Regions from separate parts of the Mus musculus genome. Here region 1 is linked to region 2. The links are chromatin loops, found by intact Hi-C in ENCODE. Cell type or tissue: left cerebral cortex. All regions are shown on one strand. Links, peaks and the distances in the headings refer to the core of each region. The heading gives the core; the rest is flanking DNA.

Region 1 (5,633 bases), core at 439-5,438, 65 kb before region 2:
GTTTGGAGCTGCCCAGGCCTACCGTGACCAGAAGGATCCTAGGCATGGGCACATTAAAACCCTACCCAGATGACACATTGTCCTCAGGCTCAGGAGCTACTGTGTCAGGACATGTTTTGAATGTCATTCGAGAGGAAAGGGAAGGACACGAACCTGTGTTATAATGGGCTTATGCTGTTCCCTTTCAACCCTCAGCTGCCCTGGTACTCACAGTGGCCAAAGCCACTTTCACCTGAGATGAAAGGAAAGGAAACAGGTTTGCCAGGGGATTCACAAAGTATTACTGAAAGGGATCCATCCCCCCCCCCCCCCCGGCCCAGGCTTACTGGGCTGCATGGAGCCCTAGAGCACACCGTCTAATAGAAACAGATAGATAGATAGATAGATAGATAGATAGATAGATAGATAGATAGATAGATAGATGAAACAAATAATTTTAAATTCTGTATTCAGATGATATATTTTATTTAAGCCAATCTCTCCATAACATTACCACTTTAACATTAAAAATATGTACATACACACACTTTATTTTGGGTTTTGAGTCAGGTTTCTTTATGTTACTTGGGCTGGACTTGAACTTACTAGCCCTGCCTGGCGTTGAACACATGATCCTTCTGCTTTAGACCCTAAGTGTTACCATTGCAGACAACATAAAAATCAACAAGCTAGCTTACGTTACTTTTTAGAATACCAGATCATCAAAATCTGTTATGTATTTTACACATCGTATCTCAATTGAGAGTCGTTCTAAGTGCCTAGGTGGCTATCATATTGAACTCATAGGGTAGCTGAGTTGGTACATGGCTGGATAGACCATAAGAAGAGCTGGGAAGGACCCATGCATAGGGACTGAAAGGTTTCAGGTTAGACCAGTGGCAGCTGCAAGTAACCACAGCTTCTTGAGAACGCCCTGTAGCATGTGAGGGGGCACTCCTGGCTGAACAGTTTGGAGGCTGCCCACAAGCTAGACCAAAACATCTCAGAATACTGGAGACCCAAGAAGAAAAACCCCTGTCAGGAAGGACTGGGAGGGTTGGCCTCCTGCCTCACCTGAGACTACAGGTCACATAAGTAGGGTCTACAGTGTGAATTTCCCTCACCAGAGAGGCAGACAGATTATCCCAGTTCTGGTTGAAAGAAAGCTGGGGGACCCTGAGGCTGTTTTATGGGTTCTTCTGGCTCCTCTCTCTGCAGCAGTCACACCAGGTCCTTCGTCTGCTCCCCCACCACTCCCTCGGCCCATAAAGGGTAATGAAGCTGATGTTAAAATAGTTACATGAAACCCACTCATTTGAAAGGGCACCTGCTTTAAAGGCCAAATTTCCTGAGCCCAGGTTTATACATTAAGCTACAGAAACCCCTAATTAATTCAGACCCCACTCACTTCTGACTTTGCCTCTAGCTGGTCTGAAGCCTTTCCTTTCCCTCTATCTATGAAGAAACAGTTTGCTAAGCAAATAAATAGTTCAGGCAGGATCACAGAGGCAGGTCTGGCTCACTTCACTGTTTTCAAGAACTTTAAAAAGTTTGCTTGAGCAGTCCTCTTCCCAGAAAGTTAATGAGGTCATTACAGCTGGTCCCTATCTTTAAACATTTCTATTCCCAAACTACCTATGAACTGATGTGGCCCTTGGAGGGGTGAGTCCCACTGTGTTCAAACAAGGAACTGAATATATAACTGAGCACATAGTAGGTGCTCATTGTTTGCTGAATGAATGGAAGTAGACACAACAAATAATCTCTCTCTCTCTGTCTGTCTCTGTCTCTGTCTCTGTCTCTGTCTCTGTCTCTCTCTCTCTCTCTCTCTCTCTCTCTCTCATTTCAGGTGAGAAAGCTAAGGCTCAGAGAGGTCATTTGTAAGGCACTTTCAGAGTCAAAGGGCTCAGGGCATCCCTAGAGCTGGACCAGCCAGGCTGCCATTAAAAAATGAGTCCAGGGTTTGAGGTTATGCTTGGTGCAGGGGCACCTTACTCTGTTGTACTATTATAGTGTTAACCCAGCAACAACGGATCGGCTGAATTCTTGAGGAGCAACACCGAAACCCCTGATTGTCCTTTTATAATAGCCTTTCCCCTGGTTACAGGTATCAGCTCTGAAGCCTGTCTCTGAAATCCCTGACTGTGACCCCGATCTCCAGCCAAGGGTGGACTTTGGGATGTCAGGGACAGAGCAGATCAGTTGTCCCCTTGCGGGAGAAGGGATGAGAAAGGAAGGCTGCTCCAGACTGATCTGGACCGAGTTGCTCCTGGGTCCTCTTTCCCCAGGAAGGATGGGTTTTGTTCTCCAAGCGTTCCCTGGCTCCAGATCAGGGCGGGGTGGGGGGTGGGGCGCAAATGTTGTCCACTGACTCCTTTCCCTTGATGAGGGTAGGGTGGAAGCGAAGGAAAAAGGGGAAGACAGCCTGCGTGCTCTCTCTGCCCTTTGTTCTGACGGCTCTGCCCGCCTGGAACACCGCACAGGGAAAATTCCCTGACCGTGAGATCTGCAGGCTGCAGGGTCCCCGGGGAGGGCCGGGCCCCAGGCTCTTTGGAGCTGCAGCTGGAAAGAGGGGTTGGGTTTCAAGGAGTGGGGCTGGGGGAAGGCAGCCTGCCTTCCCGGCGGTGAAGGAGCTGGCCCTGGGAGCCAGCGGTGCCGACAGCTTCCTGTCGAGAGCTGGCGGCCCACGTGACCGCTCCCCACTCAGTGGATTAGGGGGTGAAAGGCCCAAGAGGGAGGGGACGGGAGGGGTGCCCAGGCGCTATCTGCTCGTCTCGGGGAGTGCTTGCAGGGCAGAGCACCAAATCCGCTTTTGCTAAATGAATTCGGCTGGCTCCTTGTCACACGGTCCAGCGAGCTGCCTCTGCCTAAAGAGGGAAGGAGGAGAGTCTGGGCTCTGACTGGGACTACGGGCCGCTAGTTTAAAGTCCCCTCCTCCCAACCTGGCCACACACATCCCCACAGTGCTTGTCAGGGAGGAAATGTAATAGTTACAGACCTGCCGGTGTTGAGGAGATGGGATCCGGCTGCGACACAGAGAAGACTATGTGGCAAGCTTGAAAAGCTATCTAAGTGTGTAGCTCTGATCTCCTGACCTCCTGACCTCCTCGACCCCGCACTCTACCCCCACCTCTGACAGGTTCCTCCTCTAGGTCAAGTGCAGCCGCCCTGACAAGGACATCTGGCCTAATCTTAGAGCCGTTTTCTGTTTAGGCGTTATTGAACTCCTTCTGTGTGTGGAACTGGGCACAGAAATGTGCTGGATACTGATCTGCCTTAAGGAGAGAGACTTAAGATGAAGTTTGAGCATAGTAGGGTAACCCAGGGTGCAGGCTTAGAGTTCAGAGAGAAATTAGGGCCCAGTCTAGTAGACAGTTTGGAAGAACAATTGTCCATTCAGCCTGATTGATAGTGCTTCTCTCCCGTGCCACCTCTTTCTTGTTCCCAGAGCAAAGAGGTGACCTAGAACCCCACAGATCTGTGGAGGTTTCTGAGTCAGCTGAGTTCACTCTCTGGTTTGCCACACTCTTTTCATTCTTTCTGAATGTCATAGGGTGGGGGGATCGGAAGATGCCACACAGTGCTGGCCTTCTCAAAGGAGGACTCACAGTCCCAGGCAAAATTTCGCCTGACCCAAGAACACTTGATCCACCAGCCCTCCGTTAAATGCTGCCTTAGGCTGGAGCAGTGGCAGCCTCCCCTTGGTGATCAGTGGTATGGCTTCACTTGTCCTGTGGGTGGTTTCTGTTCCAGATTCCATTTCTATGGTTGATATAGCTCAGAGTCCTGTGAAGTCAGAAAACCATGCTTTCCCTTCCACTAAAGGTGATAGGAAAAACAGCTGGGTCCCCTGGAGCCAGGAATGGTTGAAGATGGGGTCTTATCTGTCACTTCATTTTGATCAGCATCTGCTTTATAGAGATTGACCTCTCACCCAGGATCCTGATAGGATTATGGAGTGATAACTGGGTGAACTGTCTAGGAGTTGAGTTGTCCTGGAGGAGCCCTTCAGACCTAGGAGGCTTCTTTAAAATCAGCTGCCAGTCCTGTCCTGTCCTGTCCAGTCCCCATCCCTCCAGTACACTTAACATTTCTCACTGGTTTCATTTAAGACCTGCCCAGGTACCATGACCGAGATCTGGATGAGGACGCTGATGGCTATCCTTCAGGATCTTCTATTAAGAATTTGCACAATGCTGGGCATAGAGGCACACAGTTTTTAATCCCAACACTTGGGATGCAGAGGCAAAGACAGGTAGATCTCTGTGAGTTTGAGGTCAACTTCAGTTACATAGTGAGCTCCAAGACAGCCAGAGCTCCACAGTCTTCTCCACTCCCTGTCGGATACTCTTGCCCATCCATCAGCCAACAAGCAATAATAGGTCATTAATAGGTCACTTCACTTCTCCTGCACTCAGTTTCCTTGCCTATGAAATGGTGACTGTAGCAGACAAGTGTGGTTGCCTGGCAGTCTTGAGAGCCCCTACCAAAGACCAGCAGTGCCTACTTATGGGTGCCCTGGTGCCCCATTCACCCAAGCCAGAGACGATGCTTGATAGTTCAACTGTTGCAGGTCAAATATGGGGCGGGGCACAGCGGGTGGTGGTGGGGGAAACCCCAGTGGAAAGGGGAGCATTCTCAGGACTGAACAGAGTGAACCTCTGGCTCCACCTCCCTGCCTTAACTAGTCCAAATAGTCTTGAGTGCTGAAAAATCCCCCAAATGTTTCTAAGCAAAGAATCCCCCAAAGGAGTGGTTTCGTGTCTGGGGTTACAAAGACTTTGTTACTTCAGCAAAGCGCACTACAAGCCATTTACTGGCTTAATTTAATTATTTATGATAACACTTCAGAGTAAAAACTACACTTGTCAAAATAAAGGGGACTTTGTGCTGCAGTGACCCAGATTTTATTGTTGCACTGCCTAATGCCCCGAAACGTGGTAATCGGCACCAGAGCTCCCTTCCGCTCCGCTCAGGCAAAGGAGCTCTGATGGAGGCGGCTGACACAGACCTCCACACCTTCCTGGAGGGATTTCAGACTATCCTAGCAAGGCATTGCAGTTCTGTTCTCCTAGCTAGCTGCCTCTCCTCCTCCTCCTCCTCTTCCCCCTCCTCCTCCTCCCTCCTTCTCCTCCTCCTCTTCCTCCTCTCCCTCCTCCCTCTCCTCCCTTCCCCTCCTCCCCTCCTCCTCCTTCCTCTCTCTCTCTCTCTCTCTCTCTCTCTCTCTCTCTCTCTCTCTCTCCCTCCCTCCCTCCCTTCACTTGACCCTTAGCCTTTCCCTGTGTGCTCAAGGGGTCACTGTCTTTCCTTGCACATGCAGGCCCTCCTGGTAGTATGTTTTCTCCATATCACCTACCACATTAAGGTTTCCTAAATCAGTCTGCAGGGCAGACTATCAGATAATCTAAGAACTCATTTGGATGCCTGGGATAGTCTGAGGAACCCCCACTAAGCTTAAAAGTCACTGTCCTTCCAGAGCCATCTCGAGGTCTCCACCTAGTTGGGCATGGATCCCTTTGCGGGCCTCACAGCCTTGGATCCTTTCCTAACATTGTAACCCAGTGAGTTCTTGTAGAAAGTTTGCCTCCAACCTCAGCCTTACTCACCCATGGGGAGGGTCTGCCCAGTTAGAGCTCCGTGAAGGAAGGGCAGTT
Region 2 (5,633 bases), core at 395-5,394:
GAGAAGGAAACCGAAGCTCCACGACGCCCCCAAGTAACTTCCCCAAGGCCACCCAGCAAACGAGCCGTAGAATTGCCTTTTATCGTGGAATCAAGAGCTTCCGGAAGTTTCCGGCTCTCCGGAACTTCTTCCTTCTGGTCAGGGTCCTTCTACTCGCAGCCCAGCCAGGTGCATATTAGCATAAAACATCCCTAGGTGGGACTCTTTCCGCCCTGGCGGCTCCCACGCCCGCGCCTGCTGCCGGGCTCTGGCCTCTGCCTGGGCACCGGCTCCTTGCCCGCTTAAGGTTCGAGCACCTGCCGGGAGGCGCGGGAAGCGCTCGCCCGGGTACGGTGCACCCTCCCTGGCTGGGCCCGCTGCCCGGTGCTCGCAGCGCTCCTGAATATGGGACGGCTTGATTGACCTTGGCAAGAGGCAGCCAAGCTCCCAGAGGCTTGCCCTCCCCATCCCCTCTCGGCGCTGGCGCCAGAGCTCTGGTTTCTTCCGCCACTACCTCTAGCGTGCGCCCAGACAGGATTTTGGGGAGGGGTCTTGGGAGGAGCCAAATCCGACCCCCCATTGCGTCCTGGCTGGCCCGAGATGAGCTAGTGTGAGCGTCTTCCTGCAAATTAAGTCGTCTCGGCACTCTCCATCCGGAGGGCACTGGGGCAGCAGTCGATGTCTCGGCGGACCCGCTGCTTCCTGAACCAATCCAAGCCAGCTCAGGGTCAAGAGGGGGGTGACAATTGGGCCCCTCACTAACTTGAATCTAGCTAGCTTCCAAAGGTTTCCAAGAAACCCTTCTCTTCTGCCCCATCAGCACAAACAGCCAGAGAACAGATCCAGTTCAGTGGTGCTATTTCTTCGGAGACGTCGGTGGTCCTTAGACAACGCCATCTCTCTGTTTTCCCACGTGTGAATCTGGGCAACAGTATTGTCTTGTTTGTTTGCCTGGCTGGCTTTCCTGAAGATCCACTAAGCACCCTCAAAGCACACCGCGGGGCCTTCGTATCCTCATCCAAAGGGCTTGGAGAACTCTGGGACAGTTCCCACCGCTTAACAAACGTTGCCTGTGTCTGTCGTTTTCTGTTAAAAGAACTTGAAGCCCTCGCCCTTTGATAGAAGGGGGATGAGAGAATGTAATATGCTTTAACGACTGAGATGAAGAATTTTGGAATATAATTGTATTCTGGGGAAGGGGTGGGGGAATCCTAAACTCCCAGATTTTCTCAGGAAACAAAACTCAAATGAAAGACCGGTTCCCAATGTCTGCTGTTTTACAAGCAATGTGGTTTGTTGTTGCTTAATTACAATCAGACCCATTTTATAGAGGGAACTGAGGCCTGTAAAGTAATGCTCCAAGATTACAGACTTCTAGAAACAATGGCGTTAGTGACAAAATCCACTCCTTGGCATCCTACGTTCTGTGCTTTCCTTCCGGCCTCTGAGCTGCCGTCGGGCATGCCTATTTTGCGCGCGTTGCCCTTTCTGTGTTTTCTCCTGTGCTTTATCGCTTTCTCCTTGGTACTGGTGATTAAAAAGTAAAAAAAGAACCAAAAAGTGTATGGCCTGCGTTACTGTGCTGAAGGAAACGGAATGGGGAGTGTTTAAACTGTCCCTGGGTTCAAAATAGGCAGGTTGTGGTGGGGGAGAAGGAGCCTGGGGGCCCAAGCAGGGAAAGTGAGATTCCAGCAGCTGGAGCCAATGAGTGTCTTCATAAGCCCTCAGATCCCCTCTGGCTGTAACCAGGAGAGCCTCAACACAAGCCCTTAAAACCCGGAACGGGGACAAATGTCACTCTCCTAAACATTGCACACTTGAGACCCTAGTCAGCTCCCAAAGTGTCCAGCTAGGGGCTTTGGGCAGGATGCTTGGCCCACAGGTGGCCCAGCACTAGGGTTGTGCCCTAGTGTGAGTAGATGTCTGGCAGACAGGGCACCTCCACGGAAGACAGACAGGCATTCAGAGGGTAAGGCTGGGAGACAAAGGTGGGGAGGAAGCGCTAAAATGGACATGGAACCCGGGGGGAGAGGCGGACAAGGGAACCATTCAGAGGGCCAGAGAGCAAAGGGAGGCCTCTAGGGAGAAAGGAGAGACAGATAGCAGGGAGAAAAGAGACAGGCAGGCAGGCAGAGGCAGGGGAGGAGGAGAGAGAAGCCAAGGGGAAGAGTGTGGAGGGGTAGCGAACTCAGGTCGAAACTCAGACCCGCGAACCGGGAAAAGAGAGCAGAGAAGCAGGGAGAGAGGGCCGCAGCAGAAAGGAAGGGTGCGGGGGAGGGGAGCGTAGCCGAGGGAGAGCGCAGGGAGGCGGGGGCCGTGAAGGATCGGGAGGGGAAGGGCGAGGGAGAGACGCCCAGGAGAGCTGAGGGGCCTGGCGGTGGGACTGCGTGCTAAGCCTTTCTCGGTTTTTGGGGGGGTGGGCGGCGGATCTCCGCCGAGATAACCCAGCCAAGCCCCCTGCTCCCCGTCCCAGCGAGGGGCCGCAGCTGTATAAATACCGGGGGTGGGGGAGCCGGGCTGCTGCCCAGGGGTCAGCGACACCGGAGAAGGCTTTGCTGTCATTAGCTAATTGAGCCCCAGATGTTAAGAAAAGGTTACATCCTCCTCCGGAGAGTTTTTCTTTTTAAACACTTTACACAGAGTCCCCGGCCAAAAATGTCCAGGAGGACGCTTCCCGCTCGGGCCTCCGCTCCCTCCCTGTGCAGCTTGTCGCGGGGGAATCCCAGTGGCCTGCCCGGAGGAGGGGCGGGGACCACCGGCGGCGGAGCCAGCCCGAGGGCCCGAGAGAAGGCGACGGGGAGCGGGGACCCAGGGAGCCCGGCTCGCGGACTCCTAATCCCACTGAAGGCTGCAGATCAAAGGCGCTGGTGCGCTCCCAGGGCGGGTGGGGGTGGGGCAGGAGGGCCAGCGGCCAAGCCGGGCTTCCAGGCTGAGGCTTCCAGGCCCAGGACTCAGACTGTCACTAGGGTGAGCTGGCCGGGCTGCCTCTAGCGCCTCTCAGAAAGTCGTCAAAGCGCCCCCACAGGGCTTTCACGGAACAGAAAAAGGGGGTGTGGTGCCTGTCTTGCAGAGAACAGAGCTATACATAAACCAGGCACTTGACAAGTATTCTTTCAATTAATCCTCACAGTAATCGAATGCTTTTAAAATCTTTATTATTCTTAGTTCATAAAAGAGGGAACAGAGTCCCAAAAGGTTAATAAAACTTTTGTCCTAGAACACTCACTTGCGTGGACAGAGCTGGAATTCAACTCAAGTACTCAGGGACACCTCCAGTTCTACAAACCCAGCCCCTTCCCTCTTCTTTCCCATCCCCTTGTTTTGTCCTTCCAATCCCCCTAGGCATCACAAGAAGCGAGCCACCCACCTGTGGCTCTGGCTCGTGGGGGAGGGAAGAGAGTGCGGTGCCAAGGGCGTGCCCATCGTGGCAACAGCTACAGGCTAAATGTGAAGGATGGGGCTGGGCAAACATGTGCCCGGGTTGAATCGCAGCTGAAAGAATGTTCATGCTCCCCCTCCCCAGAGGTGGGGCTCTCTTCTCAGAATAGAACCAAGCAAGTTGGAGCTGGAAGGGGCCTTCAAGAAGATGGGAGTCACCCTTCTTGTATGACAGATGTGGAAGCTGAGACCCAGGCAGTAAGTCCCACCCCACCCCATGCTGGGGGTGAGAGCAGACCCAGAGCGGTGGGACCAACACCCAAGGGAGGGTTTCCATCCCACTGTAGATATAAGGGAATGGAAACTGAGGTAGAGATTAAAATCAGAAAGGACCCAAGCTGGGGAAATCCATCCTACACCTTCAGGAATCAGACCCTGCCTCCACCTTGTTCCCCAAATGGCCTAAACACTGACGTCTTTGCAGAATGCCCTTTTGAGTGTGTGTGTGTGTGTGTGTGTGTGTGTGTGTGAGAGAGAGAGAGAGAGAGAGAGAGAGAGAGAGAGAGAGAGAGAGAGAGAGCTGGTGGCTCTTCTGGACTTTGAGGGTCTTATGATGCAAGATAGAGCTGGATCCTCAGACTCCCTTGGATTTCCTGGGGCCAGAGGTGCAGCTCCCCTCTGGGTGGGGCCAGAGGCCTTGTCCAGCTGCTCTGTCCCAGACCTGCACCTGCTTCACCAAGGATGGTATCTCTCTGTCAACGCTGTGGCCTCCCAGCTCAGCTCCACACCAACTCCGAAAGCCTCTTTCTCCCACTGTCCCCTTTCCCAGCCCCCAGGGACAGGACAGAGTAGTCCTGTCTCACCTTTTGGTGCCTCCTTCCTGACTGGGGTTCGATGGTTCATCCATAACTGCAGTCACCAGACTTGTTCCGGTACTTATAACTTGAAGCAAGAAACTAGCACGCAGCCAACTGCCTTTTCAGGAGCTTACAGTCTGGAAGAAGGCAGAATTAGCCAAATATAAATATAATATGTTTGTAATTACACCCTGGTGTTACACTTGTAGCCAGTAGGCGCTTTAAGAAGCTGTAGCAATAACACTGTGTTATGGGATGACTACTGAGAACACAGAGGCTAAAATTAATAATGATAATAATTTCAAAAAGAGAAGGGTTGAGGCAACCCCTCAGGTGCCATCATGATCACACACGCAAGCCCACATAGCAGTTAGTAAGCAATGGCTGTCACACGATAATTAATATATAATGGCAATAAAAGAAACCTCATTGGTGCCCTCTGGGCTCCCACCTGGTTCCTTGGAGCCACTCCCACAGTTGACCTCCCACTAAGTCAGTTTTATGGATCTGTGAAAATTGTCTGGATAGCTCCCACCTCCTGAGGTCAAGGCAGGAGGAATCTGGGGCCCTCCCCTGTGTGCTGCTGGATATGTGGACAGCACCTCCTGGCTTTGAACCATGGACCCTCTGAGCAGATGGCTATCATCTCTCCCACCATTCTGGGTAGGGCCTGATCCAGCTTTACAGTTTGCAAAGGCTGGAGGCCAGGCTAGAGAGGTCTGGCCTCATTGAGTCTTCCCAGCCCATGGGGCAGCATCACAGATAGTATTGCCACAACCAGATCCACTGAGGCAGAGCACAGAGCACACCTGGAACCCATCAAGCCAGGAGAGATTCAGCTCTTGGCACAAACAGAGCAAGTGGAAGGTTTGCTTTGGCTGCCTTAAATTGTCCACATTTTAGAGCCTTGGACCCAAGGGCCTCCAATGCCCCAATAGACAGACAGGAAGACAGACAGGCAGAAAGACTGTGACATCAGGGGCAGGTCCAGACTCATCTCAGTTCCTTGGCACCTCTGCCTCAAAGGCCTCTCTCTCTCTGATGTTGAACAGCACAGGAGGTCTTCCTGAAGCATGCAAGCTGTTTGTTCCCTGGAGCCATGCAGGGTGGCCATCAGAGTCACTAAACCCCAGATCAGGAGGGCAAATGACCTGCTCAAGGCCATTGGGTTTGTAGGTGGCAGACCTGTTTGCTACCAGGGCCAGTGGGGCCTCATCAAGGAAGGAAGAAAGACTTGGGATTGCTGTGAGGAACACAAAGCACACAGCGCTGTTGTAGCTTGAGACACCAGCTCCTGACCCCCAACTGTTCAAGGCAGCTATACCCCCCAGGTCAGTGTCCGCTTGACCTTGGTGGGAGAGGGGGTGGTTGTAGGCTCCTGCCAAAGCCTGGAGAAATAAAAGGGACCTTGTCCCGCCC

What was found. A loop is a pair of places that touch in the nucleus more often than their neighbours do. Peaks named below come from ENCODE experiments on the same cell type or tissue, not always from the same donor. Only the 100,000 strongest peaks of a DNase experiment are listed, where the experiment ranks them.
Region 1: a loop joins it to region 2, with 1.9 times the contacts of the local background. A loop is called at or near these places in 4 of 42 quality-filtered maps.

The regions. Positions count from the first base shown.
Region 1 is chr16:21,307,997-21,313,629 of GRCm38, reverse strand. No RefSeq gene overlaps it. Among named protein-coding and RNA genes, the nearest start is that of Gm16863, 14 kb to the right of the region's middle. RefSeq lists an enhancer at 1,935-3,241. In left cerebral cortex, for the core only: no CTCF peak of the experiment used is centred there; a DNase peak (open chromatin) is centred at 2,713; H3K4me3 peaks cover 789 bases; H3K27ac peaks cover 872 bases.
Region 2 is chr16:21,243,400-21,249,032 of GRCm38, reverse strand. It overlaps Gm16863 (predicted gene, 16863), which reads left to right. Exons shown (of 5, transcript NR_046162.1): 5 at 1-1,534. Among named protein-coding and RNA genes, the nearest start is that of Mir7680, 9.8 kb to the left of the region's middle. In left cerebral cortex, for the core only: a CTCF peak has its summit at 2,999; DNase peaks (open chromatin) are centred at 407, 2,198 and 2,984; H3K4me3 peaks cover 1,160 bases; H3K27ac peaks cover 206 bases.